Regions from separate parts of the Mus musculus genome. Here region 2 is linked to region 1. Evidence: chromatin loops called from intact Hi-C (ENCODE). Cell type or tissue: gastrocnemius. All regions are shown on one strand. Links, peaks and the distances in the headings refer to the core of each region. The heading gives the core; the rest is flanking DNA.

Region 1 (16,469 bases), core at 3,728-11,727:
TAAAATGGGGCCACTGAGCCGGGCAGTGGTAGCACACACCTTTAATCCCAGCACTTGGGAGGCAGAGGCAGGCAGATTTCTGAGTTTGAGGCCAGCCTGGTCTACAGAGTGAGTTCTAGGACAGCCAGAGCTAAAAGAGAAACCCTGTCTCGAAAAAAAAAAAAAAAAAAAAAAAAAAAAAAAAAAAAAAAAAAAAAAATGGGGCCACTGATACCATGTCCAGGCTGATTTCCAGTGTCGCAGGCAGATAGGCAGTGACTGTAATGACCTTCTCCCTTGCACAAAAGCAAACAGATCCAGGGAACACATGACCACTCACAGTTAGTAGATACAAAGAAGCTACAGCAGACACCAGAGATGCCCTGAAGCACGGGCCCTAGGTTCATTAATTATTACACAGTCAGAATAGGGGCCTGGGGTCACCAGCACTTACAGAAGGGCCATCTGGGAATTGTGCATAGCTAAGTGTGATTAACTCAGTCAACCAGGCTAAACCTGGGTAACAGATCCTCTAAAAAGATTCCATGAGGTCTAGGCCAATTGTCCCTAGAGGCTTAGACCCTGGAGTACAATGTGCTAGAAAATATTATTCTCAGAGTCCAAAATAAGCTTTCCCAATCTTTGTCATCTCTCTCAACTGCTTTAGATACTGGGGTCAGGAACAGAAAGGAAATAAGAACTCATAGCCTTGGCTATGTGGCCACTTCAACCTGGTTCTCAGCTGAGACCCAGAAACCACTGTCTCTGGCTTCAAGGAAGGTTTAGGAGAAAGCTGCTGGTGGGTGGCTCGAAGTTGGCTTTCATCTGTCATGTGCCCCACTCCCAAGATCCAAGTGTCTGCCCACGTGTCTTTGATCTGTGCCTTTCTGGGGGCAAAGGGCTGAACCCTGAGGACTGCGTCACCTGGGTTCCTTTGCTCTTTGGCCTCTGGGTGAGGTTGGCCAAGTGGAAGAGAACGGGGTTGAAGTTGTTAGCCCGTATTTCCAGCAGTGCCTAACTTCTTTGCAGGAGCAGTTGTATGGCACAGCTCAGTGGAAGGAGCCATCTTTCCGAGCACATTGTTCAGGCTTCATCCCCCCCCCCCCCCAGACCTCCCCAGCCTGAGCTGCACCATCAGGCCCCAGGCTGTTTATCGATCCTATTCCTTTTGTGCCTGGTCCTTCCCAAACCCTGCCCACATGCCTGTAAATTGTCTTTTTACTAAATTCTGTCTGACTCTACTCCTTTGAATGTGCTTTCTACTTTCTTATAGACCCTTAGCTAGCACAGGCTACTGCCAGAGCACTTTTTTTTGGCTCTAGGCAAATAATCCCAGAGGTCAAGTTTTAGAGCAGTAGTTAATGATTTATCCAATACACGGAGGCAGACCTAGAGATTCAGAAACGGACAAGGTAAAATTCTTCTGCATCCACCTCAGTTCCTGCCTCTCCTCGGTCTGGAGTGAGACTCTGAGTTGCCGAACATTGGCAGTGCATGGCAGTCCACGTTTACAAGTTTGACTTTGGTTGAAATCAAGTAGAAGATTGCCCAATCCCCGTTGCACTCACTTGCCATTGTTGAATATGACAGTGCAGTTTGGCCAGCAATCATGGTTCACCAGGCCCAGGTTGGGGAAGATGCCCACACCTACTGCCTGTAGCCCTCTCTGGTCACTGAGAGTGAAACCGTTGCAGTTGATCTACCCAGAGGACAAGAGAAAAGATTCAGTCAACAGGCACAGATCGGTACAGATTATCACCCTAGATGTTGAAGAAGTTTGAAAACTAGAGGGCCTCATGAGTCTGGGAAAGGGACAGGTAGGGAGGTGGGGCAGGGTGTTAACAAAGATAGGAGGGGACAATAGGGGTGGAGAGATTATCCGAATATAGTATATGCATGTGTAATTACAAATAGCAAAAATGATCAATCTTTTAAAAGGGAGATTTTCATCCTGAAGACTTGTTTTTCACACATTTCACACGAGATGTGTGCCATGGAAGGAGTCCCATGTTTAACAAAACCACTTTGAAGCTCTCAGTAGTTCCAGCCTAATAAGGACCAAAGACAGGAATGCTGGCTGCTAATGCCATCTGTGTCTCAGCGGTTGTTTTAAGTATCCATCTTGGTTTATCTTTCCATATTCTGGTGTGGTGTGTGTGTGTGTGTGTGTGTGTGTGTGTGTGTGTGTGTGTAAATCAAATAAGAGCAAATACTCTTGATCTAGGAGAGGTGGCACTCACTTGCGTCCCAGTACTTGGGAAGTAGATATAGTAGATTTGGGAATTCAAAGCCAAGTAAGTAGAAAAATGAAGAGAGAAAATATGGTAGGATAAACCAGCATCATTTTAAGTTTCTGTCCTTTCCAGACTTTAAGCCTTCTCTCCTGAGTCTGTTCCAACTGCTTCTGGAAGCTTCCTAGCTGGACAATACCCAGAGTCACCATGGCCTCTCTATTATGAGAAATCTTATTGGAAGGTTCTGGTTTATTTTACTGGGCTCATTTAGGAACCTGACTCTGAGTTCAGAACCAGAAGGGCGGTATGCATTCCTGTTACACCTGGGAAGCAAGAGGACACTCTTCATGCTTCCGGCTGCCTGGGCTAGAGGCCATTGTCATGAAAACAGGAAACATCATCCAGGGGAGCTGGGGCTTCCTTCCATCTGAAAAACTCTATGCTCCCAAAGGGGAAGAGGGGGAGGAGGGAGGAGACGGACTCAGGGGACAGAGCAGGGGTGGTGGAGGGGATGAAAAGCCATACCACACCAAAGATGTGTGAGATATACTGCATGCTGAACTGCTGGCTCTGTGGTGGCCAGTACTGCAAGAACGTGTCCACGTCTACTCGGAGTTCCTTCTGCTCCTCCTCCCCAAAGTGCTCCACGTGGTTCTGTAAGTCATCCACGGACACCAGGCAGCCCTCTGTGAGCCCAGTGCCCTCTCTCTCCACCCGCCACATGATGCGGGCGGCCAGCCTGGGAAGAGAGGGGAGGACAGCATTAGGGAGGACTAAACACACTCGTCATTCATTCATTCATTCATTCGGAGATGTATTTATTGTGGGTCTTGAAAACTATGACTCCAGTAGACAGAGGACAGGGAGCCTGGCGAGACTGATGGAGCCGCAGCCTGAAGATTCCTAATGTCCCCAGGAAATGAGACTCTGTTCTTGACTGTCACACCCTGTAAGCCCACGCTTTCTATTATCACTGTCCTCACGCACTTCGCTTCCGAGTCAGCCTGGCTTCCTACAGTCCTGCCCACATCCCAGCACCAACACCTTCTTCCAAGAGAACCACCAACATTAGGGAGCTCTCAGCAGAAACTCTCGTACTAGGCCCCGAACCTCCTAGCAACCGCCCCATGTGGAAGTCTGCATCTTCAACGCATGCACATGCCTGGACTTCAAGGAGGACCACTGTAAAGGGAGCTCCGTGACTTAGAAAATCTTTTATGAGAGGCACAGGCTGTTAACTGCATGTCAGAGTTTCGCTTTTACTCGTGTTCCCCAGAGAAAACAGAAACTATTTCTTCACAATGTGTGCTTTCCGGAGGAGCTCTGTGGGGTCCGATGCACCTCTCTAGGAGCGCGCTTGGAATCGGAGGTAGAGACACCCAGTGTTCCTCTCAGGCCTAAAGAAGTGAGCGGAATAAAGGACCTGAGGCACTGGCACTCGGCCTGGCATCCTGAGACCCGAGAACGCTGGCACCTCTGCCATCCCATTTGGAAATCCCAAGTCCTGTCCTGGGCACCAGCTCTGACCTGATGTTCTCGTTGGGCACTTTCCCATATTTCTTGATGGCAGCGCACTCGTTCTTGTGATTCAGCCAAGCATCCTTCTGGCACGTGCGGTCGCAGTAATGGGCGAACTTGCACTGCCCGCAGCGATGGAGCTTCTCCTGCCTCTTGAAGCAGGTGTGGCACACGAAGTTAATGAGGCTGAAATACAGACAGGGAGAAAATGAAGACAGGAAGTATGGGGTCTGGAGAGATGGCTCAGAGGTTAAGAACAAATAGCGCTCTTGCAGAGGAGCCAAGTTTGGTCCCAGCATTTATGCCGGTGGCCTATTACCACCCCTAAAGCCAGCTCCAGAGGATCGACGCCTCTGGTCTAAGAAGCCACCCACTCTTGTGCCCATATATACATATGCATAATTTAAAAATATATACATCTTTTTTTAAAATAAGGGGTGCCTTTGCCCATATTTTGTTGCAAATACAATACTTACATTACCACAAGCAAGGTAAGTCAGAGGAAGGGAGGGAGGGAGGGAGGGAGGGAGAGAGAGAGAGAGAGAGAGAGAGAGAGAGAGAGAGAGAGAACAGGAGAACTACCTAGCTGGATGGCACACCTGCAATCCCAGCCCTCAGAAGGCAAAGGTGGGGGTTGGGGTGTGTGTGAGAGTTTGAAGCCAGCCTTAACAACAAAAGGGATAAAGAAGACAGATTTACTTTAGTTCACAGTTGAAAGTGTCTGCTAAAGAACTAATTCCATCCAGAAGAGGCCTTTAGAATAAGACCTTAATTTTGAAAATTGAGAATCTAAAGTTGAGAACGATAAAGACCACATTCTGAGGCAGGACTGGAACCCAGCTCCCCCATCTGCAGTAATATACTCTTTCCATGCACCCTGGTTTGGGGACAGTCTTTAACGTGTCCCCATGATTAAACGTATGAGTTGTAATTCCCATCTAGAAGTACTAAGGAAATGAAAACAATTAAACTATGTGTTTTGAGGTGGCGCCTCTGGGAGGCAGGGTTAATCAAGATATCAGAGTGGAGCTACTCTCCCAGGTATTCCTTAGGACTGGGCTTGTAGCTTAGAGGTACAAGCTCAGCACAGGCAAGGTCCTGGGTTCAGTCCCAATAGTAATAATAATAACAACACTCAACAACAACCCAAACAGAGCTGCAGAGATGGCTCAGTGGATAAAGGTGTTTGCTGCCAAACCTACCAACATGAGTTCAGTTTTCAGGACTCCCACGGTAGAAGAAAAGAACTCCTGCAAACTGTCCTCTGACCTCCACATTTGTGACACATCCATGCATACGCACATGTGCTCGCATTATTGTGCACAAAATGTGTTTAAAATGCCCCCCAAATAATCAGTTTTAAGAGGAGAAAGGTTTATAAGAGCAGGCTTGGAGCTGTTGTCTGGCCCCTTACTTTTAGACCTACGTCAAGATGGTAGTAAATCCTGGCAGGAGTGCAGGGCAGAGGAAGCCAGCTGCTCACCAGCTGGGAAGCAAATAGAAAAAGAGCGAGCTGTGTCCAGGATCCTGGAATCCCCTTCGCCGGCACACTTCCCAGTGAATTTACTTTCTTCCATCAAGCCCCACCTCCTAAAGAACTACCCCCACTGGTACCACAGGCTGGAACCAAGCCTTTAACATACGGGCCTTTGGGGGGACAATCAAGGTCTAAACTGTAGAATTCTGCTGTGCCCCCAAAGGCTCATGCCCATCTCATGAAACATCCATTCTACCTCCATGATAGGTTCTGACAAATATTTCATTAAGATAGGCAGCATACCTCATGGCCGGAAGGTTGTTCAGGACACTCCGTTATCTAACTGGAAGTGTAGGGTTCACGTTTCTTCTAGCTGCTCTCAGTGCCGCATTCCAAATAGTCAAGGTCATTTTGAGCTGTCTGGTCATCTTTTATACCGGTATAAAAGATGTACCCTAAGTATGGAGTCATCTGAAAGTCTGAGAGCCTGACTTAGTTTGGGAAGGAAGAGGAACAAGCGTCCACTTCTGGCTCAGAAACGCACATCTAAGTCAGGAAGGAATCTGAAGAGGGCGGGGGTTAGATGTAGGCACAGTCATGCTGGCCGTCAGTTATTACTCCATATCCATCTGTTCAGGGGCATCCTACACCTGCTCTGATAGATTATTTCCAAATGGATGTTCTAGAACACTCTTAATAGAGTCTCCTCATGTTTTTACTCATATATGTATATTCTGTATTTCATGAATTAAATTTGTTCCTACTTTTTGAACAAAAACAAAAATATTATAAAACACAATTCCCATCAGTGTCTATGCCTTGGATGTTAAATGCTGAAGGTTGTGGGTATAACTCAATACTATTTTTTTTCAATAAAATTTAATGGTTGGTGAGATGGCTCAGCTGGTGAAGGCACTTGTACTAAGCCTGATAATCTGAGTTTAATCCCTTGGTCCCTCAAGGTAAAAGGAGAGAACTCACTCTTGCTGCCTGACCCCTGGCCTCCATACATCTGGCATGTGAGACCTTGTCAAAAGCAAAAATTAAACCAAACCTGGACTGCCCCCTGGAACCCAGAGGTGTTTTACAGCCCCATCCCTCATTGTTACAATGGCTGCTCATTTCTTATCTATTTAAAATACTAGGGTATGAAGTATCGTAGGATTGGTATTATGCTCTGAGACCAGAGCCAGCCTGAACAGTTCAGGACCTTCAGAAATGACTCATGCAGCTGAGGCCACACTGTGTGTCAAACTAACTTCGGGGGGGGGCAAGTTTTTCTAGGATAAGTAATATGGTCATCATGTGAAGTTCAGTTGACAACGATTACTTGAGACATGTGCCGACACTGGTTAGGAGGCAGGAGAGACTGTTGTTGGATTGTTTCGAATCACTGGTGTGTGGTGATTTAAAACAGGTTGACCAGCAGAGGCCCGCCCACCACCACACATCACCCTTGGGTGAACACCACTGTGCTGAGCAACTGTGTGGTGGAGAGATGAGAGAGAGGGGAAGATAAGGAAAGATAGGACTGGAGCTTTGATGGACAAAGCTGATGAGGGACAGCCTGAGATGAGGGACAGCCTGATGTGAGGGACAGCCTGATGTGAGGGACAGCCTGATGTGAGGGACAGCCTGTCTGCTCTGCCATCTGAAGCCATGGTGATGTCCAGGCTGTGCTGCCACAGGGGCTATGTCAGGGTCCATGACCCTGCTGCAGCAGGATCTATGTCTATGTCCATTGGCCACGTTATCGCCATAGGTCATATGGATGTCTATATCTGGGCTGTCACATTAATGTCCAAGGGATGAGCCCCTCACTTGGGCAATGCTGGAGAGCTGGCCCAGTGGCTTGGGCTCAGGAGAGCTGGCAGGCTGGCCAACTCAGCTACCACCCAGGCTCAGATCCAGGGCTCTGAGTTACCCAACATTTACCCCATCTCTGAACTGCTGAAGTGTGTGAAGGGGCCATTCCTGCAGAGCCAAAGCTGCAGGATCTCCATAACACAAGGCAACAGTAGGTCATTCCAGAGGAAAACTGGTGAGAACACAGTAGTTATAGTGTAGCAGAAGCCAGAGGTCTCGAACCAGACCAATGACTCATTGCAACAAACATTTGCAAGAAAAGCTGTTTGGGCAAAAGGGTATCACTGTGTGACACATTGTAACACACTGCAGCTTCCACAGTAAGATGTTTTGTTTTGTTTTGTCTTGTTTTGTTTTGTTTTGTTTTGTTTTGTTTTGTTTTGTTTTGTTTTGTTTTGTGGGGAGTTGCAAGGGCAGAGGGCAAACGTGGAGGGATTAGGAGATAAAGGGGATTGGGTGCGTGATGTGAAATTTACAAAGAATCAATAAAAAGTTTAAATTTAAAAAAGATTTATTTATTTAATATACAGTATTCTGTATGCATATATGCCTTCACACCAGAAGAGGGCACCAGATCCCATTATAAATGGTTATGAGCCACCATGTGCTTGCTGAGAATTGATCTCGAGACCTCCAGAAGAGCAACCCTTAATCTCTGAGTCATCTCTCCAGCCCTAAGAATTTTATTTATTTATTTAAAATGGTTGACTTCTAGTTAGTTTTATTATTTTTGTTATTTGCTGTTTTGTTTTGATTTTTAAGAGATTTTAAGAGATTATGTGTTTGTGTGCCTCTGTGGGGCTATGTGCACTAGAATTCAGATGCCTTGCACGATATCAAAGCAGTTGGAGTAGACGTTGCAGGCATATGGTATGGGTCCTCAGCAAAAGTAGTACAGATTCTTAACTGCTGAGCCATCTTTCCACCATGTTTTGTTTTTTGATAGGGTCGCATATAGCCCAGGCTAGCCCCCAACTCACTGTATAGCCCAGGCCAGCCCCCAACTCACTGTATAGGTAACTTTGAATTTCTTTTATTTTTATTATATATTTTTTTATTACGTATTTTCCTCAATTACATTGACTTCGAATTTCTGATCCTCCTGTTTTAGCTGCTAAGTGCCTTTTACTTCTGTGCTAAATTCCCTTTGTTGCCTGTACCAAGGATGAACCAGATGTCCTGCCCTGCCCTGCCCTGCACTTTTCTGGTGCACACAACCTGTGGCTGACTGGGACAAGGTTTCCCAGACTGACACAGAAGGAAGGAATGTGCCTTAACTGGCACTAGCCTTGGTGCCTATGACTGACTTAATACTCTTTGAATAGAGCACAGTTATAAAACGATCTGCTTGCTGTGAACTGTAACTATGTTATATTTCTAGAAATAAGTTCCAGCTGCGTGGTCCAATGTCTTCAGAGTCACTTTGACCAGGAGAAAGCTGTGAGCATATCCTTGGGGTTCCTACAGTAAAATTGTCACCTATGGCTGAGTAGCAAGGGAACATCTACAATCACTTGCTAAGCCTTCAATCAAAATCCCTCCCAGCTCAAGAATATCTCCTCATTGTGCTGGTTAGTTCTAACTGCCAACCTGACTCAATCTAGAGTCACCTGAGACTCGGTGAGGAGTTGACTAGATCAGGTTGGCCTGTGGGCATGTCTGTGGAGGACACCTTGATTGTTAATCAATGTAAGGAGACCTAACCATTGGAGGTGATGCTGTTCCTTAGGTGGTGGGGTCCTGAACAGTATACAAGAGGAGGCAGCTAGCAGGAAACAGAGGTGTGTTTACTCTCTCTCTCTCTCTCTCTCTCTCTCTCTCTCTCTCTCTCTCTCTCTCTGTACTTATCTCTCTTTGTGTTGTGATTGAATTTTGAATTCCTGTCTTGGTTTTCCTGAGATGATGCTCTGTAACCTGGACTCCTTAAGCCAGATAAACCCTTCTTCCCCGATGTTGCTTTTTGTCACAGCAACAGAGATGAAACCAGGGCACCCAACATTTTATCTCGCAAGCTTCTCTACAAAAATCACTTCACCATAAGAAATTTTTCATAAAAACAAACATCATCAATTTGGGATGTTTTTTTCTCATTGTGAATATGAACCACCAAGTATTTCCTCTGAACTCAAAATATGACTTAAATTCTGTTCCACATTTTTTCTTGGGCTTAGAGACATGTATTAAGATGAAATGAAGGACTAGAAAGATGGACCAGTTGTTAAGAGTGTGTGCTGCTCTTGCAGACGACCTGAGTTCAGTTCCCAGCACCCACCTTGAGCTGCTCACAATCACCTGTAACTCCAACTGCCCAGAACCTAACACCCTCTTCTGACCTCCACAAACACCTGAATAAAGAAGACATACAGAAAGGGGGGGGGGAGGAAGGAGGGAGGGAGAGAGAGACAGAGACAAAGACAGAGCCTGAGAGTGTTAAAATATAAAACAAATCAGTGAGCACTACAAGCTTCCTTCTGACATGGGTTTCCTTGGGAGAGCAGCCATGTTTTCATTACCATAGCTGCCACCCTGCCTCAGCTGAGACCCTGAGAATGGTACACAATGTAAAACAGTACTTCTCAGCTTTCACCTACTCACATTCATCCTCAGAGATCTTGTTTAAAATTCAGAATCTAATTCCAGATCTGGCTGGAGCTTGGGACTTCAACTTTCTTATTCCTGAAGACACTTGGCAAGAAGGTAGAGAAACAGACAAACAAAAACTCAATCCTATTCCATCTGGATTGGGCATGCTGAGAAATGCTAAGTAGACGAGAAGGGGAAGTTAAGACAGACAGAAAGACAGACAGACAGAGGGATACAAGGGAAGGAAGGGAGGGAGGAAGGGAGGGAGGGAGGGAGGGAGGGAGGAAGGGAGGCACAGTCCTCTAGTTCCCATCTGTTCCTGGCAGGAGTGTGGCAGGTCAGAGGTGGACTTGGTTTAAGCTGGATTCCACTCCTGATCTACTACCTGTATCACCCTGAGCAAGTTCTTACTTTTCTGAGCCTATGCTTCCTGATGTGAAAAAGCAAATAGAAACAGTGATGTCTTGACAGCTTGAATACATATAACTATTGCTTTCTTTTAATGTTTTATAATATATTCTGATCATGTTTCCCCTCTCCCAATTCCTCCCCCTCCCTGCCCACCCAACTCCTTGCCTTTTCTTTCTCCCTCTCTTTAACAAACAAAATGGCAAACAAACAAACCAAGAAATTCACAACATAATAAGTGTCACCATCATCATCATCGCCAATGCCCACAAAAACACAAAATCAGAAACCAAATTTTAAAATTAGACAAACTGGGGGTTGGCAAGATGGCTTCTCAATTTAGAGCATGTGTTGCTCTCGCAGAGGACCCAGGTTCAGTTCCCAGCATCCGCATGATGGTTTACAAGCATCTGTAACTCCAGGTCCATGGAATCCAGTGTACTCTCTGACCAATGGAGTCACCAGGCATTCACACACACACACACACACACACACACACACACACACACACACACACACACACAAATATACTCTTTCCAATTGAGCAAATGAATATGGTAAAGCCTAGCACTTGGGAGAATGAGGCAGAAAGATTAAAGTGAATTTGAGGCCAGCTTGGACTACATAGTGAACTTCAGATCATTATGGGCTACAGAAGGACACTTTGTCTCAAAAAACAAAATGAATGGAAGCTGAGTTGGCACAGTACTTGCCTAGCGTGAAGAAAGCCCACAGAAACTGGGGCATGGTGGTGCATACATATGTTCCCAGCCCAGGAGGTCAAGACCAGCTTGAAACATAAGTGACTCTGTTTCAGAAGACGAGTAAGTAAATCTATGTCCTGGGAATGAGTAAATGCTCTATGAGTGACCTATTACTGGGTCAGGGCCCCAATACTGCATACCCTGGTTATGGTAGTTTGAATGAGAATGCCTCTCTTATGCTCTTATATTTGAGTATTTAGTCCTTGTTTGAAGCTGTTTGGGAAGGATTAGGAGTTGTGGCCTTGTTAAAAGAAGTATGTCACTGGAGGTAGGCTTCAATGTTTCAAAAGCCCAGGCCATTACCCGTCAGCTCTCTTTGCCACCTGGTTATCTCCAGATTTGAGCCCTCAACTACTGCTCCACCACCATTTCTGGCAGCTTAATGCCATATTCCCTGCCATAACGGTCATGGACCCTAACCCTCTGAAACTGTAAGCCTGAAATAACCTCAATATTCTAATGAATGGCAATGGTCACAGTGTCTTATGATAGCAATAGAAAAGCAACTCAGACACTGGAGATGATGTCATAGGCCTGTAATCTCAGCACTTTGGAGCTTAGGGGAGGAACGTCAGAATTTTAAGGTTATTCATAGATAGATGGTCACTTTTATGTTGCCCTTGGATTTGTGAGACATTGACTTAAAACAACCAAAAACCTTCAAAACTTAGTCACAAGAAAAAAAATGTAGTCAAGAAGAAAGTTATAAAGAAGTTTCAGAACTTCCAGGACTGGAGAGATGGCTCCACAGTTCAAAGTACCTGCTTCTCTTCCACGGAACCCCGGGTTAGTTCCCAGCACACACATCAGACAATTCACAACCACTTGTAATTCTAGCTTTAGGGGATCCAACATCTTCTGGTCTCTGTCACATACAAGTGGCATTCTTCTTCTCCCTCTCTCTCCCCCTCCCCTTACCCCTCTCTCTTTCTCTGTCTCTCTTTCTCTTTCTCTCTCAAATAAAGACAATATAAGGAGGGGAAGAGATACCGATCAGTGGTTAAGAGTACTTTCTGCTCTTCTAGAAGATGTGTTTCCTGGCACCTACATCAAGCAGCCTACTACTGCTTACAACTCCAGGTGGCATACATATACATAGATGCAATAGATAGATAGATAGATAGATAGATAGATAGATAGATAGATAGATAGATAGATTAGATAATAGATGGATCATTGATGGAAAATAAATATAGATAGATGATATATAAATAGAAAAATTAGATAGCTAATAAATAGATGATTGGTGGATAGAGATAAATGGTACATAAATAGATTATATAGGTAGATAGATGATGATGAAGATAGATAGGTAGATAGATAGATAGATAGATAGATAGATAGATAGATAGATAGATAGATAGATAGATATAAATAGACAGATGGACAGATTTTCCAGTTTCTTCATTGTCAAGGTGACCCAAAGTTAACTGGAGTAACAAGAATAACAAGGGTAAAGCAGGTGCCATGCCACTTGTCTCTGGGCACGAGCTCCACAGACATATGCCTACCCTGCCCATCCAATGTCTCATGGCATGGTTGAGCCAGGGAACTCAAGTTCTCTCTCTTCTAGCACCCATGGGAAAGGCAGCCATGGGAAAGGAAGTCAGCTGGGTAGGGGAGAACCGCTATTTGAGAAAAAGGACAATAAATGACAGAAATACCACTACCCTACCTATTACTTTCCCTAGCAATGGAAAGTGTCCAAAAGGCACCAGGTGCCCAAATTCCTGTTGGATTCCAGGAGAAAGGGTGCTTACTCCAGCCAGGTAAGTTTCAGCAAGTCTTGTGCCCCCTCCATCCTCAACTTCCTGTTCACACAAGGTAGCCATTCCCATTTTCACCAAACTTCACCATCCTCGAAGTGATGTTTTTAGCCACTCTTCTTAACTTTTTGTATATTTATTTTATGTGTATGGATGTTTTGCCTGCATGTACACTATGCAGGTACTATATGTGTTCATGGTGTTCACAGGGGTCAGAGTCCCTGGAACTGGAGTTACTGGAGCTACACTGTGAGCCACTGTGTAGGTGTCAGAAATTGAACTCTGGAAGAGCAGCAATGCTCTTAACCTCTGAGCCACCTCCCCAGCACTCCTAGTCTCCTAATCTGCTCTTTAGAGTGCCAGTGATCACTGTCCTCATTGGCAGCACTGGTCTCACAAGTCTTTGCTCCCAACCACTGCTCCTGGAATACATGGAAGAAACCTCTTTGCCAGGACCCTGAAGTATACTCTCTGCCCTGGAGGAAAGTCTGCAAATCACTACTCACTCTTCAGCCCTGTCCTGAGTTCTCTCATCTGTCAGAGTCAAGAGGACCAGAACAGCAGCTGTGTGACAGCTCCTTATATGGGAATAAGGAGCCATAACAGATATATGCAGAGACAAGGTCTGTGCACCGTGAACGAACAGTCCTGCAAGAATACTATGGATCCAATAAGGTTGAGCCAATGCTTTTGTGTCTCAAATTTGCTTAAAAACTCAGCCTGGGGGCTAAAGATGTAGCTCAACTGGTAAAATGTTTGTCTAGCATGCACAAAGTTCAGTCCAGAAGAGTAAGAGGCCGCCACCATTGCACCAGGAAAGCATGGCTACAGGCAGGCATGGGGACTGGAGCAGCAGCTGAGGGATCGCACTTTGAACCACAAAATGAACTCCAAATGAAGCACATCTTTAAGCTCTCAAAACCTGCCTCCAGTCACATGGCTCCCTCCAGCAAGGCCAGGCTTCCTAAGCCTCCCAAACACCATCATCAACTGGGGACCAAGTACTTAAATGCCTAAAACCATGGGGGCCATCTCATTCAAACCATCTCTGTGGTTCTTCAATATAAACAACACAGAGACTTTGCTTCCCAGTAGACCTCAGGCTGAGCTGGCACATAAACACATAAAGATGTGGGTGAATTCAATAAATATCCAAGAAGGGAGCCTTTACCCCCACCAGGGTGGAGAAGGTGAGGCATCCAGAAACTCAATCCACCAGACAGGAAAGAGACATTGTTCTAACTCTGGAAAGGTGGCCTGAGTTCGTACTCAGAGAAGGTCAAGGACTTCTGACAAGAGGCACTGATGGAAGACAAAGGCTTGAGGGCAGGTGGCATGCAGACACATGTAAGAACATGAGTTCAGAGGATTCCCTATTCTGGGACATGATGTCAGGGAGATAACCAGACTGCAGGGGCAGGGGAGGTCACTCTCAGTAGCGTGTCTATGTCCTGTAGGCAAAGGGCAGAGTCCTTGCAGGCATTTGCAGAAGGGAACAATGCAGTCAGAGTACAATGAGCCCCTTTTGCTGCCTGGGGCAGTCATCCAGAGATCTCTGTCATCCTTGAGGCACTTCTGGGCCCAGGTTTGTACTATTATATACCTAGGCGCAAATTAGGCAGTACAGCTTCCTTCTTTAAGCTTAAGGATAGTCTATTTGCCTTGCCTTGTTAGTCTTGTCCTGTTTGTTGAGACAGTCTCCTTGTGAAACCCAGGTTGGTCTCAAATGTGTGATCTTCCTGCCTTCACATCTCAAGTACTGAAGTTATAGGCAGGTATTACCATGCCCAGCTGTGCATGTGTGTAGGTGCATGCATGTGTGCGTGTGGTGTATACAAGTATGTCACTGTTGAGGGTTGGTCCTTTTGCTATGTATTGTAATGCTAAATACTGGCCCCCAAGGCCTGGTTGCCCACAGGGATGAGAGAATCTGCACATACAGTGTGACCTTGCTCCTTAATTTAAAACCATTGGTTAAAAAAGATGTTGGCATCTTCTAGCTGGGCTGGATATAGGTAGGGTTTTTGGTTCCCAGACTTGGGGTCTGAGGAAAGACCATGAGGAGAGGAGAGGGAGAAGAAGGTAGAAAGAGGAGACGACACCATGGAGTAAGAATCTTATAAACATGTCTCTGAGGGATGCTGAATTGGCCCAGACAGAAAATGGCAAGTCATATTGTGCAGTTGCTGGCAGAGAAGTAGAGGAGAGCAATAAATCAGCCCAGCCTTAGTGCTGATTAAGGTTTATTATAAATATAAAGGTTGTGAGTCTTTTATCTGGTACCTCAATGATCAAAGGCAGGGTAAAAAAGAAAAAAACATTTGAGATTAAGTGTCAATTACAATGTCACATGCAGACTCAGAGTTCAACATCCAGTGTCTTCCTTTATTATTCTCCTCCGTACTTTTTGAGACAGGGCTTCTCACTGGACCTGAAACTCACTGCTTCATATAGACTAGACAGCCAGCAAGCACTTGGGATGCTCCTGTCTCTACTCGCTACGAGAGCAAAGTACCATCCATCCTTTTACATGGATGCTGGGAATTCGAACTCAGAATCTCATGCGTATGTAGCAAGCATTTAACCCACTGAGCCACCTTCCCAGTCCTATTTTTAACATCACTTTTTATTAAAACACTAACTTCCACAAGCCAGAAGAGTGGCACTAAGCGGGTAAGTGGCAGTCCAGAAAAACTCAATGACTCATAGGAGTTCCCACCGGTTGGTAAAGATGAGGTCAGCAGCAGCTGCTGCAGATGAGAGATACAGCCCCGAACAACTGCCAGGAGCCTGAAGGAGGCTCTCCCTGCCCTGGGCTCTCCGCACAGCATCCTTAGCAGCAGTAAAGGCTCTCACTGTCTAGATATCCAGAAGAATGGGGAAGGGCGGCTGTTGGAAGTCAGAGCAGTTACCTGGCGGTACTGGTAATGGACTGGAAAAGGACCAAGTCCAGTTGAAGCTCCACTACACACCTCAACCTCATCTGGAGGCTGTGCCTCAGCAGTCACTGGAACCTGGGAGTCTGTGGAACAGAACAGCTTGGGAAATAAAAATCTGAAGCAAGAGAAGCAAACCTCACAACAGCTCCTGGGAGAACAGAAGGAAATGCAAGTGGCAGAGAGCAGGAGAGGAAAATCAGAGAAGCAAAAAAAAAAAAAAAACAACAAAATTCAAACTTAAGTTAGAGCCTCCATCACAAGGAGAGAAGGAACTATGGAGAACGCACCAGCAACCGCCAAGAAGAACCTACCAACCTGCCTCAAGAGACCTTCTATTCTTAGTCTCTCCTTAAAACTTTGTTCCTGCAAAACACTGATCTGAAATCCACCCAGAAAGTTTTAAATGGGTCTGGAGAGATGGCTCAGTGGTTGCTTGTGCTCACTTGCTGGCACTTCTAGAGGACCCAAGTTCAATTCCCAGCTCTTACATCATTGGGTGGCTCACAATCACCTATAATCACAACTCCAGATATTTAATACCATCCACTTTGGTCTCTATGAATTCCCCTATACACACATAAAGAAAGAAAGAAGCAAATCTTAAAACAAACCAACCAACTTCTGAGAACTAGGAAGTGGTGTTAGAGGACCATCCTTCTGAAAAATACCAACATATGACAAACCTGAAGGCCTCTCTCCCAAAATACGCCTAAAAGTAACTGTTCTTCAAACCTATCCTTTCCAAATGTGCCAGGATATAGCTATAAAACCTTCTTTTCTAAGACATGCCAAAGCCAGCAGTCCCCAGGCCCTTCCGCCTACAGAATGGGAAGAGGTAGCTAAGCTGCCTTGGAGGGTGCTTTCCAGATGCATCCCTCAAATCAGATGGGCCAGAAGACTGTCCTCTCCACAAACACCAGAAAGAGCTGGGTGGG
Region 2 (16,469 bases), core at 4,202-12,201, 160 kb after region 1:
CAGGCTGGCATACCACTGTGCATGCTCGCAATTTCTGATTAACTTAGCACCAAAGCTGTCGTCCCCATTCCCTTAACCCAAGTCCGTCTGTGGTTTAAAATAACAAGAGTCACATTTCTCGTTGCTTCTGTGTTTATGCTTTTTCATTTTCTCATGACAGTTTTCCTATGTTGATGTTCAGATTTACACCAGATGAAATAAAGTTGCGAGATATTTGGTGATTTCCACATAGCACTCTTCTCAAGATGAAGTATTTCATGGGTTTAAGTCAGAAGTCTTTTCCATGTAGTTAGTTCCTCAAACAGAGAACAACTCTTACACATGGCTCTTTCTGGGCAGTGCATTAAATGAAGAGACCTCACAAAAGAAAAGAGCATTATCTGTAGCCATTTGAATAATATACAGGTTCACAGTCTATGAGATGAGACACTGCAGAAGAGAGGCATGAACAATATACTAATTAAACACAAAACAGCAAAAAACGAGGTCCATACACGGAAAGTTGCTAGAGCCTGCCCGTAAGGACCTGAAGTGATGAGACTGGCAACTGCGTTTAGAATGGACAGGCTTCTTCCCTTCCACACACACAATGTTTGATGCTGGTGCACACACTTCTATACACATGCATAACACTGCGTATCTGTGATGATAAACTAATGAGACACTCAGCCAAGTCTTAAAGGCAGATGTCAAAGGACAGTATGCTAGACTGTGAAACCATACATCAAATTAGTAACACCCTAACTTCAATATCCATTTATTAAAAAGCACCTCTTGGTAATAAAAGCAAAACAAATAAACAAACAACAACAAAACCCCAGTAATATCTATTTCATTCTCACATCAGCCTGTTAAATTCATGATGGGATTTTAAACAGGCAGCCTGCTGGGCTATAGACAGAACTCAAATGCAGGTGAGTGTGCCGACTCTGAAGCAAGAGCGGGAGCAGAGCAAAACATTGAAAAGCTATGCAAATTTGAAATTTATCACAGCTTTCTTCCTTAGGCCAAAAAAGAAAAACAAAACAACAAAAAAGCAAATTCGTTTTATAACCACAATTCATTTTGTCAAACTCCTATGAAGACTTTTCATTTAATTATGTATACATAAGAAGAAAGTAAGTTCTTCCACAAACACTCTCAAGCTTACAATTATCAAGAAAACGTCAGAATCTGTAAAAGCAGGAGGAATATTAAACACATGTCAGGAAGGTCAACTTCTGTTTCTGCTTTTAAGTAAAAAAATCACCATATAGAAGTACAAAAACCTGCACTGAATGACAACTGCTGGTGTTTACTTGATCAGAAACGAAGACCAAGAGTGAAGAAAGCCCTGTGTGATTCCCATCTGGAGCACCCCCTCCGTGCACACGAGTGAATCGGCAGCCTCTGGAGCATAGCTTATGAACAGGCGGTCCTTGGATAGCTGCAGTCAATGGAACACTCTTGTCTTGAATGTACCCATAATTCAGTTTCACTTACAAATTGCAAACAAACTCATTCTTCAGAAAAATATCTGTTTGGCATCTCCTGGACTCTGTTCCATTGGGCAATATGGACATTTTAATCTATATATAAAATAGAAAAGATTGAGACAAAGAATAGTATCAGTACTGAGCACAGTTATAAAGTACACTTTCACACCTGTATGCACACCTGCAACACGTGCAAGCAAAGCTGAACTGCTTCTTTTGCCTGGAGGATCAGCTATGCTCGTCAGCCAGGCTTTGAGGAGTCACAGAAAACACCACCTAAATCAGACCCTAACCTGAGAGCCTCTCTGATACTTAGTAATCGGTGAAAACTGTTTTGCAGGTAAAATAAAGACAATTTTTTGAAAACTGATTCTTGAGCTTTAGAAGTAATCTAATCTCTGCCTACCGAGGTTTACATTGCACCTGTCCCTAGATGAATTTCCAATGTGTGGCTGTGTAATCTATTCAAGAACAGCCAATCTATTGTGATCTACCAGCCTGCATTAAGAACAGCCCACACGGCTTTCAGTGACAAAGAGCGCTAGTTCCTTGTGGCCACAGTCACCAGTGATCTGTACTGCCAGGATTTCTGTGTGGTCTGGGAAGGTTATAAACACTTTCTCTCAAGCGATAGACCTCCCAGGAAAGGGTCTTCCCACAATAAGGCCAGAACAAACATCAGTGAAGACTAGCCTAACTACCTAAGCCAGAACACCTTTGAGATCTGTTTTGTTTTAAATTGGGCTGTCTGTAAAATTTACAAATGTCTGTGCACGCTGAACCACGATTACACTGGTAGCAATTATCACATATGGACAACACACTCTGGCACTGTATTCACCAAGAAGAAATGGCTAAATAATGGTATTTCCACACTGCAGAGTAGTCTACACTGGTGGGAAGGGCAGTAAAAGTAGGCTGAGACAATCTTATGTAGCTCAAGATGACCCCTCTAACTTGCTATATAGTTGGGAATGATCTTGAATTCTGGGTCCTACTACCTCTACCACTCAGGCGCTGGGATTAGAAGCATGCACCACCATACCGTGCTCCTCTGTAACTTTAACAACAATCACAAACGGCTCTTTTGTGATATATAAAAATATAAAAATAGCATATAAAAATAGCTCCACAATAATGCTCTAAGTGAGAGAAGCGAAACCCAGAAGGGAGAAGGATATGCACAGAAGACAATTCTTAAGCCTTGGAGAGAGGGCCACACAAGGATCCGAGTACATTTATAAGTCTAATTTTCAAATCCTTGAGCTGGCTAAACTAACCAAAGAGATTAGATGCAATCCACTTTCTATGACTAGTTAAGAAAACTCATTTCTAAATATAGTTATGGCTGAGCACAGTGTTACACACTAATTCCAGTACTCAGCCATGGCTATACAAAGAAACCCTGTCTCGGAAAACAAAACAAACGAACAAACATACAAAAGATTTTGGATTCACTCATTTATCCTTATTACATCTTACTTCCTGCAAGACAGATCTACTTAATGCTTAAGAAGTCAGACACTTACTTGCTACCATTAAACATTTTATTCAGGGCGTCTCTTGATATAATATGACCACAAACCAATTTCATGGGTGGATTGTTATCTGTTGTTTGCTGACGAAGAATGGGACAGGCAAATATGGAGTGATACCAGCACTTTTTACCAAGGTCCACTTCAATCTATTCAAAAAAGAGAAATGCACAAAGACTAGTTAAATCTCCTATCTGAAAAACTACAACACTGCTTTTCAAACTGCAATCTGAGGTCTGAGAAAATCAAACATGATGCTTCAGAAGTTGAGTATCTGTTTGTGGTGGTACCAGGCAGCCTGGCCCACCACTAAGCTACATCCCCTGCCTAAATACCTTGTCATTTCACCAGAACATATACCAAGAGCAGAAGCAGACAGTCTGACTGCTCTGTAGAAGTGCTTGGTTAGGTGATAAATTCAGCGCAACAACTCCTCCAAGGGCAGTCTAAATATAGTTACCTTCTGGGTGACTTCAGATCTGAGTTTCCTATGTAATTTGTATGAAATGGTCCAGAAAAAACCTGAAGCAGGGAGGTAGGCAAAGTTTCTGTTTTTGTTTCTCCCCGGTGCTGGAGTCCAATGCAGGGTTTGCATGTGGCTAGGCGAGCTTTAGTCCAGCGCCCCATCCTAGCTCCTGACCATCACCCCTGTGCATGTGCCCCCTTTCTGTGCCTTTTGAGATAGGATCTCCATAAGTTGCCCAGGCAGGCCTTGATTTTACAATCCTCTTGCCTCAGCCTCCTACATATCTGGAATTGCAGGCTTGTGACATCAGCTTAAGCTTAATCGCAACATGACTTTTAGTCATTTGTTCACATTAAAAGCTCACGGCATGATATCAACATTGTGTTTTTGCCACAAATAAATCAAACCATATAAAAGTTTGAAATTATCTATCAGACCTGCTACTGAATACCAGAGCCTCCACAAATACTTCGTGTTCCTTCCTTCTTATTCTCAAAGTCCATTACTGCCAGGTGTGGTGGCACACACCTTTAATCCCAGCAGAGAAAGGGGATTTTGAGTTTGAGGCCAGTCTGATTGATACAATCTAGACAAAACGAGTTCCACGCCAGCCAGGGACACACAGACTTAAGTCGATTAATAACGATCTTTAAGAAAAACTGACAAAGGGGGAGGAATTCAGTGTGCACAAGGATCTGAGTCCAAACTACAGTACTGCAAAAACGGTGGAACACACCTATAAACCCAGTGCCCAGGGGGATCAGAGGAAACCCCAACTGGCCTACATATTAAGAGTATCCCCTGAGCCCCCAAAAAGAAAAGGGGGGGGGGGGCAAAAGCCAAAAGCACAACAAATCTTTCCTGAGGAAAGATTACCAACCACTACCTCTTGTTGCTTTTCCAGTCAAGAGCATGCTGTTAGCTGAGATCCCCTACAGATTACTCTACTTCAGTGTGCATATTTCAAAAACACTCACAGCAAGATCATGCAACTGCCAGAAGCTGGTTATCTGCTTAAGAAAAAGAGTTCTTCATTTGCTCCAGCAGCAGCAGCAGCAGCAGCAGCAGCAGCAGCAGCAGAGTACAGTGCTGCTTATATCCTGAGCACATGTAGCACTGGGAAGACACCTGTGCCTTTAACACAAAGCATCCTCTTGACAAGCTGCTATAGTTGGTGCAACCAACTGACAGGCTTACAACTGAAAGAACAAGCTAGCTACAGACAAATCTGTGTGCAGGTGTGGTAAAAAAAAAAGCAGCTCATGTCAATGGCTGACTAATTTAACCCTCCGGCATCTGTGACATAATTTTCTCACAAATGGAAATTACAGGTTAAAGTCCCTCAAATTTATTTTCTTGTTTCATTTTTGTTGTTGTTGTTGTTAAGATAGTGTCTCACTAAGAGGCCCTGATTACCCTAGAACATAGTATGTAGGCTGGTCTCAAATTTACAAACATCTTCCTAACTCTCCCATCACCTCCCTATACCTATTTTAACTTTAACTAGTTAACTGACTTGTTTCCTTTTTAGAGCGGTGCTGAGACTAGACTCAAAGCTTCAAGCCTGCTAGGCAAATGGTCTTCCACTGAGCTATACTCCCAACCTTATTTTTCACTCATGTTATGTGCATTAAAACAAAAACAGAAACAAAAACAAACAAACAAACAAAACATGTTGAATAGCTACAATAGCGTTTTCTGGTTAAATGGCGAAATTTAAACATTCATCTTCAAGGATTGTCAAGTTGAACTCACAGGTAATTCGTCTTTCTGGTTCCAAACTCCAGTACACTGCCTCTGCTCAATCACAGCTTTGATGTTAATTAGCGCAGGCAGCGCCACACAACCTGCTGAGAAACTGAGGGCAAAAGAGGAAGCATCAGTGCCAACCCCAGGGATGCTAACCCTACAGCAGGTGCAGGACAGCTATTCCTCTAAAAAGAAAACAACTCAACTTTTTTCTCCCTCATGCTCCCAGTCCTCAGCTCTATTTCCTATAATTACTAAAACGTAATCCTCTTTACAAGTAAAACACAAACTTCTAGCACTGTCACATAACCCTAGGCAGCGTGGGAGAAGGAAGAAGAAGAGCAAGCTTTCAAAAGATTGCGTTCTGATAGGACATTTAATTTCCACTAACCCCTCAGTAATTAAAAAGATACTTGGCTTGCCTATCAGGAGAGAGGTAGCGCTGGCCTTCTGTGCTGAGAGGGACGAGCCGTCATCATGAGCACAAATCGCATCACTTCAAGGAGGGGTGAGGGAAATGCAAGGCCTAAAGACCAGTGTGCCTCAGACACGGTGGACTTGTGCTTTAGCATTTAAAGGGGAGGAGACTCTTCTGGGCCTGTCTTCTCTTTAAGTATGATTATGCAAGGTTATATGAATAAAACATTCCAAAGTTTTCCCACCAGTTTACAGTTATTTTTTTTAAACTACAATGTCTTCGCCAGTCTCATCAGAAAAGGCTTTCAAGCTCAGAACCAAAACTTTTAACTTTAGTCTAAAATCGTGACCTTTATCACTGTATGGAAAGATGCACACACTTGCTTCCTTTACTGTGACAAACTTACTTCATTCACTTGGAAAAATAACTTAAAACCAAGAATGTCAATAAACTGTGGTTTGGTTTTCATAGAGTAGATCACTTTTTGTTAGAAATTAAATTTACTGATTGATTCATTTATAAATCACAATAAACACAATAAATTTGAGTGTCTGTCGCAAATGAGTTCAAGTAAAAACTGTATTCTGCAACAAGACATAACACAGGTGCTTTGTCAACACAAGCATCATACTGTGGTGAGAAACTAAACGCTTTATGCAAATGCCCTATTGTGTCACAGAGAATGCTAAGAAGATCCAGACCCAAATATCAACTGAAAGCAAGTATCTATTGCCCACCCAAAGTACTGCAGAGCTCAGCAAGCATTTCCTAGGCAGCCAGCATGGTAGTGATGATACCTGCTGAGGCTGGCATCAGTGTCCCCACAACACAGACCCTGACATTTAACTTACTTCTGCTTCTGCATCATCCGTGCAAATGTCAGCAGTGGAAAGGGTTTTGGGACTCCCTGGCTCCCGGGTCACATTTGGAGAACTTGCTGACCTAAACTGTGTCATTGCCATCTGTGGCAAGCACTTCAAGTACCAACTATTATACGTCTCCAGAAAGACAACACAATCTACTGGTTTGATTAAAGGACCAGGAAAAGCCACCCAGTATAATGCCCATTTCAGAGCAACCAGAGCCCATTACTACACCTGACACTGAGAGGAGACTCCACGGAGAGCCCCAGGAGGGCACAAGCATCCCGTGTAAAGATGTCACAGATGTCAGCCCACTGGTTTGCATCAAGTAAGTGAACATATGGTGAGTTTTCAATCCCTTGTCGCAGGTACACGAGGCTTCCCATCAATACCTGAATGTCTAAAAGAAAAAGCTCCAGCACAATGAAGGTGTGTACTCACGTCTCAAACAGCACTGACTTGTGAAGACATGTCCATCCCATGTGACACAGCCTAAAATAATGTAAACGTGGTCCCTAAGCGTGATCGCAAATCCTCCTCCTTAATTAAGTATACAGGAGAGGAGAAGAAGAAAGCACTGAAAATAACGAGCTCAGACTTTCTAGTCTTACACTGCCATATGTGTTTGGTGAATACGTAGCTACTCTGACACGTGTGGCAGCAGCACGTGGTGAGAGGAAAGTGGCCAAGGAGCAAGCCACAGCTTGGTCTTGGTGTCCTTATATTAAAGAGTCCTTAACTGCCAGTTATCCCAACAGTTTTAGTCATTAGAAAATATGTATGAGAGACACAAGTAGTGGCTACTAGCTCCCCCCAAACACTAAAGACCTCCTCCTCATTGTACTCTTAGCATTCTGGAGGCTGACCTAGGAGAATCACAAGTTTTGAGACCAGCCTGGGCCATACACAGAGACTGTCTCAACTCCTTGTACTCTCTCCACCTTGCCCATGCTCCCTCCCCAAAGAACAAAGGAAAACAGCAGTCTGATTCCAGACTCACCTTTTTGATGATTTAGGGCAAATGGCTGGAAATTTTTCGCATATTGTAAGGCTTCTCGCTGATTTGTAGTTCCACCCATTAACAAGCTAATAAAATACAGTCGGTGTAGCTTAAATTCCAAGGAACTGTTTTGGGCTATGAGCATTTCTCGGTTTGATACTGCCCACCTAAGGCAACAGAAAAATGTGTCAAGGGTAATCAAGGACATGAGTAGGATGCTTTAAAAACTGGTTGACATCTAGCATAAGAGGGTCTAGTTTGCCCTCTTGTGGGAGGTTGTGGTAATATCAACCATTAGGAGATGCAAACACAAAGGAAATTATATTAGATGATAATTACTTCTTCACTAAGGTATTACAGTGAATGGCTCTGGTATGTCACATAATACACTTGGATTTGAAGGGGGCCACACTCTGGAGTGTAAGCCTTGAGATTCACACCTAAATCACTTATAGCCACCCTTCTTCCTATTAAGCAAGCATATTTGTAAATTAGCCAAAATTCTGAAGGGAGCCCCTTACTTTTTAAATTACACGCTTCCATTTCTTACGCTTCCGTTCTTTACTCACATCATAACCTTCCCGGGAAGCTGGAGGACAGCCATGAACTCAAGCAAGGCTTGGTGCAGGCACCTTTACCTGCTTCACTACTTCACAGGCCTGGAATCTCTACTCTGTCTAGCATTAAGAACCTGCAAACATTGAGGCTGTGGATGCAGCTCAGTGATGGGGTGGTTGTTTACACAAATAAAAGGGTCCTGGGTTCAACCCCCAGCACTGCAACAACAAAATACACCAAAGAAACAAACCCAGAAACCATAGATATTTCTCAAGGTTCCCAGTCTTTTTTAGGATTTACTTTTATGTGTGTTTGTGTGTTGTCCCATGTATTATGCACGTGTGCATGTCGCGTACCCTCAAAGGCCACAGGAGAGCACTGGGGTCCCTTGCACTGGGGTTATAGTTTTGATCTATCATGTGAGTGCTGGGAACAAAGCCCAGGTCTTCTGGAAGTGCGACAAGTGCTCACCACTGAGTCCCAGTACTTTGAGAAGATAAAAAAAAGCATACATACACTATGTGCTCTCATGACAAAAAGATTTGTATAGCTATACTATCACTATATCTATACACAGGGAAATAATGTTCTGTTCTGAAACTCTGAAGTGCCATGAGTGATCAGGCAGCAGCTGCACAAGGAGGGACTAATTCATCTTTAACTTTAACTTTATCAGCTGTTAAAGTCAAATTTTACAAATGTGATAAGAAAGCTTCATTTTGATATTCAACTATAAAGCCTATCCTTTAATTGACTTTTATTTGGACATTTTTCAGCTAACCCAATTCACCAAGGACCACTTGAACATGAACCAGGTATGAATATAAAATGTGAGCAAGCCGAGCTGGGAATATATTCTGTGGTGGAGCGCTTGCCCAGCATGTACAAGGCCTCTGCCTTGATCCCTGGCACATGGGGAAGGGAGAACAAAGTAAAGGTGACATAAAATACGAGTAACTCTTCCTCCATTGTACCCAATAGCACCTTCCTTATCTAATAATTTCCCAACAGTACTCTTGTCCCTATCACTAGCTTGCTCAAGTCACCTAACACTAATAAATGAATGACAATTTGAGTGGATGAAACAAAAACAAACAACAAACAAAACAAACAAAAAAAACCCAACAATGTTTTTCCAGATCCTAGACCTGAGATTACAGTCTTCTCCCGATGACTCAACCAACTTTAACATTTAGGCTGCACATTAAGGAAATAATTTTTTTTAAAAATAAAAGTAAAGGCTTTTATACAAAGCAGAAGTAAATATGTCACCCAAGTACACTCACCCTCTTGACTTTGTGACATGATGGTGTCATATTTAAAGTTCATGCTAAAGAATCAGCAGGATGGGAAATAGTGTATGTTTTGTTTTCTGAAACTGGCTGATCATATTTAATATATATTCTAAGTTCATGCATTTCCCTTTAAATTTCATAATTTCACTTTTCTTTAGAGCGGAATAATGTTACACATTATATATGTAACATACTATCATGGTCCATTTATCTGCTGGACTAGGTTGGTTTTATTTCCTAGCTACAGTGATAACTTGGGGTGCAGATCACCCTGCAACACAGGGTTCTTTGTGTATATGCCCAGGAGTGGACTGCAGGCTTTAAGGAAGTTCAGATTTTGTGTTGGAGCACTCACAGGTCTCTTGGGACACATGCAGCTGAGGGCTGGTCAGCTTTTTGCTCACAGTTCAATTCAAATTGAAAGAGACAAAAGCTACTCTGCCTTGGTTTTTACTTTATACTACAGGTTCCTAATAGGGAGAGGGCACAGATTAGCATCACTTTGCTGTTGCCAAAGGATATGTAGATATCACAACCCTTTAGCCACTGCAATCTCTAAATAAGAATTTTGGGATTCTCATAATCAGACCCCCCACCCCCAATAATGGTACTTGGTGACCTAATCAGTAGTAGCCCACACTGACACTCACACAGCACCAACAGCAGCATTCTACCCTGCTCAGACTATGAAAAGGTTTGGGATATTTAAGGCTCTGTATATATAATTTCCATCACACACACACACACACACACACACACACACACACATAATAACATGATGTTACTCACATGGTTAGCTCTCCCCTCTTCTCTCCTAAATTTGCCACTTGGATGGGGTACTATTTCTGGTAAAAATGCATCTGGCCAAGGCTCACAGCCCTCACCACTATACCCATTTTCAGCATGTTAAAGACTACAAATGCCCTTCCCTTCTAATATTCCTGTGGAAGACTTCCACCACTCTTCTTATTTTTTTCCCCCTCTTGGGAATGACTAACAATACTCAGCCCTACAAGTACAAACTTAATGGGAAGCTATTAATAGTATAATCCAAATGTCTTTAAAATTCAAAAAATGGAAAACACCACAAATCAAATTCAGTGGAAGAGCTAGCAATTTCCTAACATCACTGTGGAAACAAAAAGACCACCAACAGTTCATTCAAAGGTATTATCAGCAATCTTGGTGTGTACTCAGGGTCCTGAGCCTGTATCTCCCGGCCTTTCCTCTTATCCCATCTTTGTGTCCTGCTGACCCAACCCACAAAAGCACTCTCAGCCAGTAATCATATACCAGCACAATTAACTAGGATCCAGACAGGGCAACACCAACCAAAGCATGGGATACCCACCCCCCCAAAAAAGACAAGACCAGATAGCTATACTAAGAAACACCTCAAATATCCTAACTGCAGATACCTAGATCCAAGTCCCCAAACACAAATATAAACAGTAAACATTTGGATTGTTCCTCCAGAAACAAATCTATTGCAGTAGGCCTGTGAAATGCAATTTAACTGACACAGAAGATAGGAGCTTCAAAATACCAAGTATAGTATGTTAAAAGAAGGTATGAAATGCCTCAGTGAAGACGATGGAAACACAAAGAGTGGAATGAAACAATAAAAACACTGTAAGACATGAAAGCAGAAACAAAAAACTAAAACTCAGACAAAATTGAAAATGAAAAATTTAGGAGGTCAAATAAAAGCCTCATAGGTAAGCCTCACCAACAGAACAAGACACAGAAGAGAGAGAATTTCAGGTCTTGAAGAGAAAGCAGAAGCAATGGATCACGCAGTCAAAGGAAATGTTAAATCCAAAAACAATCCAGGAAATCTGAGACACTATAAAAACACCGTATCTACAAATAATAGAAATAGAGGAAGGAGAAAAACTCAAGTCAAAGGCAAATAATACAACTTTTTAACAAAATCGTAGAAATTTCCTCATAAGGAAGGAGCTGCCTATTAAAGTATAAACACACAAAACACCGAATAGATAGGACTAGAAAATAAATTCCCTACAACACGTAACAAAACACTAAACACACCGTGGGTGGGGAGGTAGGGGGAGGGAAGGATGTTAAAAGCTACAATGGATAAAGAGCAAGTCACATATACAGACAGGTCCATTAGAATATGGCCGACTTCTTAATGGAGACTCTGAACACTGGAAGGGTCTGAATGGATGTTCTATAAACTGAGGGACCGCAGATGCCAGTCCAGACCTAGTACAGCTCTCTCTCACAACTGACAGAGAAAGAACCATTCCATGGGCTGGTGAGATGGCTCAGCGGGTAAGAGCACTGAATGCTCTTCTGAAGATCCTGAGTTCAAATCCCTTCAATCACATGGTGACTCACAACCACCCATAATGAGATCTTACGCCCTCTTCTGGTGTGCCTGAAGACAGCTACAGTGAACTCATATACTCATATACATAAAAATAAGTAAATAAATCATTTTTAAAAAGAGTGGTGGTGCACACCTTTAATCCCAGCACTCGAGAGGCAGAGGCAGGCGGATTTCTGAGTTCGAGACCAGCTTGGTCCTACAAAGTGAGTTCCAAGACAGCCAGGGCTATACAGAGAAGCCCTGTCTCTAAAAACCAAAAAAAAAAAAAAAAAACCAAGAAGAAACACATTCCACAATAAAAACAAAACAAATTTAAGCAATTTCTATCTACCAATCCATATCTACAGAAGGTGCTAATGGGAAACCTTCAGTCTGAAGAGGTTAACTATATTCAAGAAGACACAAAAAAAATCAGTAATCTTGGAACAATAAATCAGAGAGAGAGTGTGTGTGTGTAAAAACAACTTACATCATAATAACAAATAACAGGAATCAATAAACACTGCTCACTAATAGCTCTCAAAAAGCAATGCCCTCAATACCCCAAATAAAAAGACACAGACTAACAGACTGAATTAGAAAACAGCATTCAGGGATGGAGAGATGGCTCAGTGGTTAAATGCACTTGCAGAGGATCTAGGTTTGATTTCCAGCACCCACATGGTGGTTCACAAACATCTGTAACTCCAGTTCTAGGAGATCCAACTCCTTCTTCTGACCTCCCTCCGAAGGCACCACCAAGCATGCACATGGTACACAGGCACACATGCAGGCAAACCCAAAAAAAAATAAGTTAATTTTAAAAAATCAAAACTGAGTAAGATTCATCTTTTGGCTGCATCCAAAAATATACCTCATCACCAAACAGACATTCCAGGGTTAAAAAAATGACAAAAATATTTCAAGCAAATAAACCCCAAAGCAAGTAGATGTGGATATTTTAATATCTGACAAAACAGACTTCAAATTCAACTGAATCGAAGAGATAGAGAAGGGCATCATATATATACTCACCAGAAGGAAAAATCCACCAAGAGGATATGGCAATTCTAAACATCTATGAACTGAGCACAGGATACCCAAGTTCATAAAAGAAACACCACTACAGCTAAAATCATATAATGACCCTCAACCAGTGACTTTAGTACCCTACTCTCATGAACAGACAAGACAGGCATCAAACCAGAGAAATGTGAAGCCAAATAATGTCATAAGTCAAATGGAACCAGAAGACATTTACAGAATATTTCACCCAAATACTAAAAAATACATTGTCTTACAAGCAACTATTTCAACTTTCGCTAATATTGGACACATATTAGGAAAAAAAGAAAATCTCAATAGATGTCACTACTGAATGAAAAATGGGTCAAGACCAAAATCATGATGAACATATAAAATGTTTGGATCTGAATAAAAAGGAAAAGACACTAGGCAGTGGTGGTGCACACCTTTAATCTCAGCACTGGGAAGGCAGAGGCAGGCAGATCTCTGACTTTGAGATTAGCCTGGTCTACAGGACAGCCAGGGCTATACAGAAAAAGCTTGTCTCAAAAAAACAAAACAAAACAAAACAACAGAACAAAAGGAAATCACAACATACTTATGGGACACTATAAAGGCAGCTCTTGATATGGAAGTTAAATCAAGATCAAATAAACAACTTAATCAGACCCGTAGACCCCACTGAAATAGGAGCAGCAATTAAGTCTCACAAAAAGCCCAGGGCCAGAGGTATCCAACTCAGAATACTACCAAAACCTTAAAAGAAGAATCAATGCCAATATTCCTCAAACTCTTCCACAAAATAGAAATGGAACATTTACTAATTCTTTTTATAAAGCCACTCCCACCCTGATACCAAAACCACACAAAGACCCAACAAAAAAAAGAAAATTATAGATCAATATCCTGTATGAACATAAATACAAAAATCCTCAAATTTCTTGCAAACTAAATCTAAAAACACATTAAAAAGGTTATCCATCATGATTAAGTAAGAGTCATCACAGAGATGCCACGATGGGTCAACATACATAAATCAATAAACATGATCTGCCATATAAACACAAAAACCACATGATCATCCCATTAGCTACAGAAAAGGCCTTTGACAAAATTCAGCATCCCTTCAGGATAAAGGTTCTGGAAGACTTCAAGTACAGGGAAGCACCACAGCACGATAAAGGCGGCTTCTAGCCGTCTCACAGACAACAGCAACCTAAAGTGGAGTTTGGTTTTTTTGTTTTTTGTTTTTTCAAGACAGGGTTTCTCTGTGTAGCCCTGGCTGTCCTCGAACTCAGAAATCTGCCTGCCTCTGCCTCCCGAGTGCTAGGATTAAAGGCATCTGTCACCACACCTGGCTGCAGAGAGAAATGTAAACTATTTCCACTAATATCAGGAGTAAGACAAGGGCGTCCATTTCCTCCATGCCTGTTCAATATAGTACTTATAAAGTCTCAGATACAGCAATTAAGACAACTGAAGGAGACTGTGGTGGTTTAAATATGCTTGGTCCAAGGGGTGATAGTAGGTGTGGTCTTGTTGGTGAAAGTGTGTCACTGTGGAGGTGGGTTTTAAGACCCTCCTCCTAGATATCTGAGGATGCCAGCCTTCTTCTCTTTGCCTTCGGAACAAGATGGTGAACTCTTAGCATCTCCTGTGCTACGCCTGCCTGGACACTGCCATGCTCACACCTTGACAATAATGGACTGAACCTATGAAACTATAAGCCAGCCCCTATTAAACGATGTCCTTTATTTATAAGAGTTGCCTTGGTCATGGCATCCCCTCATAGCAGTAAAACCCTGCAACTTTAATTTTTTTCAAATCATATTTTTAATGATGGTTCTTAAATGCTTTAACCTCCCTTTTAGCCCACCACCCACCAGAGGTAGTGGGAAAGAAAGGATATGGGGAAAGTGGACCTGATCAGCTAGGTTCTTTGGAGTAACTCCCATCTGTGTTGTCTCGAAATCAGCAGTTTGGTTTACAGGTGAGCAACTGCAACTTGATCCACTCGGAAACACTTCATGGATATACTAGCAGTACAGTTCAGTAGAATCGGGATAGCAAACTCTAATCAGTGGTGGTGGCACTACCTAGCAGAAACAGCTAGGTCTCAGCCTTGGCTCAAATCAGCAGAAGTGACATGGAGGGACACCAGGAGAAGTTCTCGGCTGTGCCTCTCTCAACCAAGATCAGCAAAGATGCAAGATCCACTTCAAAACTCTAAGACAGAAGTTGGTATCAGAAGTGGGGTATTGCTGTGATATGCCTGACTGTGCTTTTGTTTGGAGGAATGTGGATTTTGGAAAGCAGTGGAATGATTTAAGCGGGTCTTAATGGGCCATCCTAGTAGGAATATGGAAGGCTGTGTTCCTGAGAGTGCTTTGAACTGTGCAGACCTGGCTCAAGAGGTTTCACTGTGGTATTTTGGTGAAGAATGTGGCTGCTTTTTTCCCTTGTCTGCAGAGTCTAGCTGAGGCTAAGATAAAGAGATTTATATTAGTTGCATTCACAAAGGAAGTATTAAAAAATCCCAGAAGAGACTTTGGTTCTCCAGTTTAGTCTCATGCATTCTGATCAAGCACAGCAAGCTTAAAATATACAAGCTTAAAAATACAAAGTATATGGTTCAAGTAATAATAAAGGGGCACCGAGAGTGAAATGGACCTGAATCCTGTGTTCAGGAGATAAAGAGATCAAGGGAGTGGTAATCTCTGGGCAAGAACACACCCAGCTAAATTTACTGTTTGTGTTTGCAGTTGAGCAAGGAATAATTTGAGCTTTTAATCTGGAAATAATCACAAAAGTTAAGTATATGACAAGGCCAGAGAGGATCTCCAATGGAAAGGGGTAATAGAATACAGTATGATGGACAGATGAAGGGAAAACTAGAATAGGAACATTAAATAGAAGAGGGGAGGGAGAAAAGGGTAAAAGAGAATTTGGGTAGGGACAACTAATACTAAAAGCCATTTGAAAAATCATATGTAAACCTACTATTGTAGAAACTTCCTAACACAAATGAAAGGAATCCAAATGGAGTCACCAAATAATAGGGGAGACAATGTCTCAACTAGATATTCCTACAGTTCCAGAAATGGGTTACTTTTTATTGCATTGTTGGTCAAAGGGGCTCTACCAAAACTCCAAACCATCATAGACTATTGCCAAAGTTATTGTTTATTCGTCACAACCTGATAGTAAGGCTCTATTGTAGAAAATATTTACTTATGTTCTCCAACACAAAGAAGTTAACTTGTGCCCTACTAGAAGCTTCATCCCTGCTAACCAGCGGTCATGGTATCATGGTATGTTACTTGAGAAAAAAAGTCATCATTAATATCACTCGCTACAAACCCTAAGACCTACAACAGTGATCTGCCTGTAAGATAAATATACTGGGTGCAATAACAACATAAATGTTATGGGTGCAACCAACCATTTTCTGATTATATATAAGGTCTACTCCATGAGATGGAAACTGTATTTGACACTGCTAAAATGGCCAAGAATCAGAGTCTTACACTGATAAAAAAACATAGCATTAAAATGACTCCTAGATTCAGAGATCACTGCCTCAACTGAACTCACATCAGAGAAATTGTTTTGGTAGCTGGAAATCTATTTGGATTCTTTTCAGTAGCTTTCAGTAGCAAAGACACACAACTGGACAATGTGCAGACAGTGAGGTAGAAGCCCCATGCCCAGGTGTAGTTAGCCAACACAAAATGAACTCAATTGTTTTT

Evidence for each region. A loop is a pair of places that touch in the nucleus more often than their neighbours do. Peaks named below come from ENCODE experiments on the same cell type or tissue, not always from the same donor. Only the 100,000 strongest peaks of a DNase experiment are listed, where the experiment ranks them.
Region 2: a loop joins it to region 1, with 3 times the contacts of the local background. A loop is called at or near these places in 2 of 42 quality-filtered maps.

Annotation. Positions count from the first base shown.
Region 1 is chr6:71,235,810-71,252,278 of GRCm38, forward strand. It overlaps Smyd1 (SET and MYND domain containing 1), which reads right to left. Exons shown (of 10, transcript NM_001160127.1): 2 at 3,741-3,917; 3 at 2,739-2,952; 4 at 1,548-1,678. Among named protein-coding and RNA genes, the nearest start is that of Smyd1, 18 kb to the right of the region's middle. In gastrocnemius, for the core only: a CTCF peak has its summit at 7,632 (motif pointing right); DNase peaks (open chromatin) are centred at 3,770 and 5,228; H3K27ac peaks cover 1,270 bases.
Region 2 is chr6:71,391,621-71,408,089 of GRCm38, forward strand. It overlaps Rmnd5a (required for meiotic nuclear division 5 homolog A), which reads right to left. Exons shown (of 9, transcript NM_024288.2): 5 at 7,507-7,673; 6 at 6,741-6,906; 7 at 5,232-5,334; 8 at 3,005-3,159; 9 at 1-1,568. The coding sequence ends at 1,505. Among named protein-coding and RNA genes, the nearest start is that of Cd8a, 26 kb to the left of the region's middle. In gastrocnemius, for the core only: a CTCF peak has its summit at 7,777 (motif pointing left); DNase peaks (open chromatin) are centred at 5,336 and 7,775.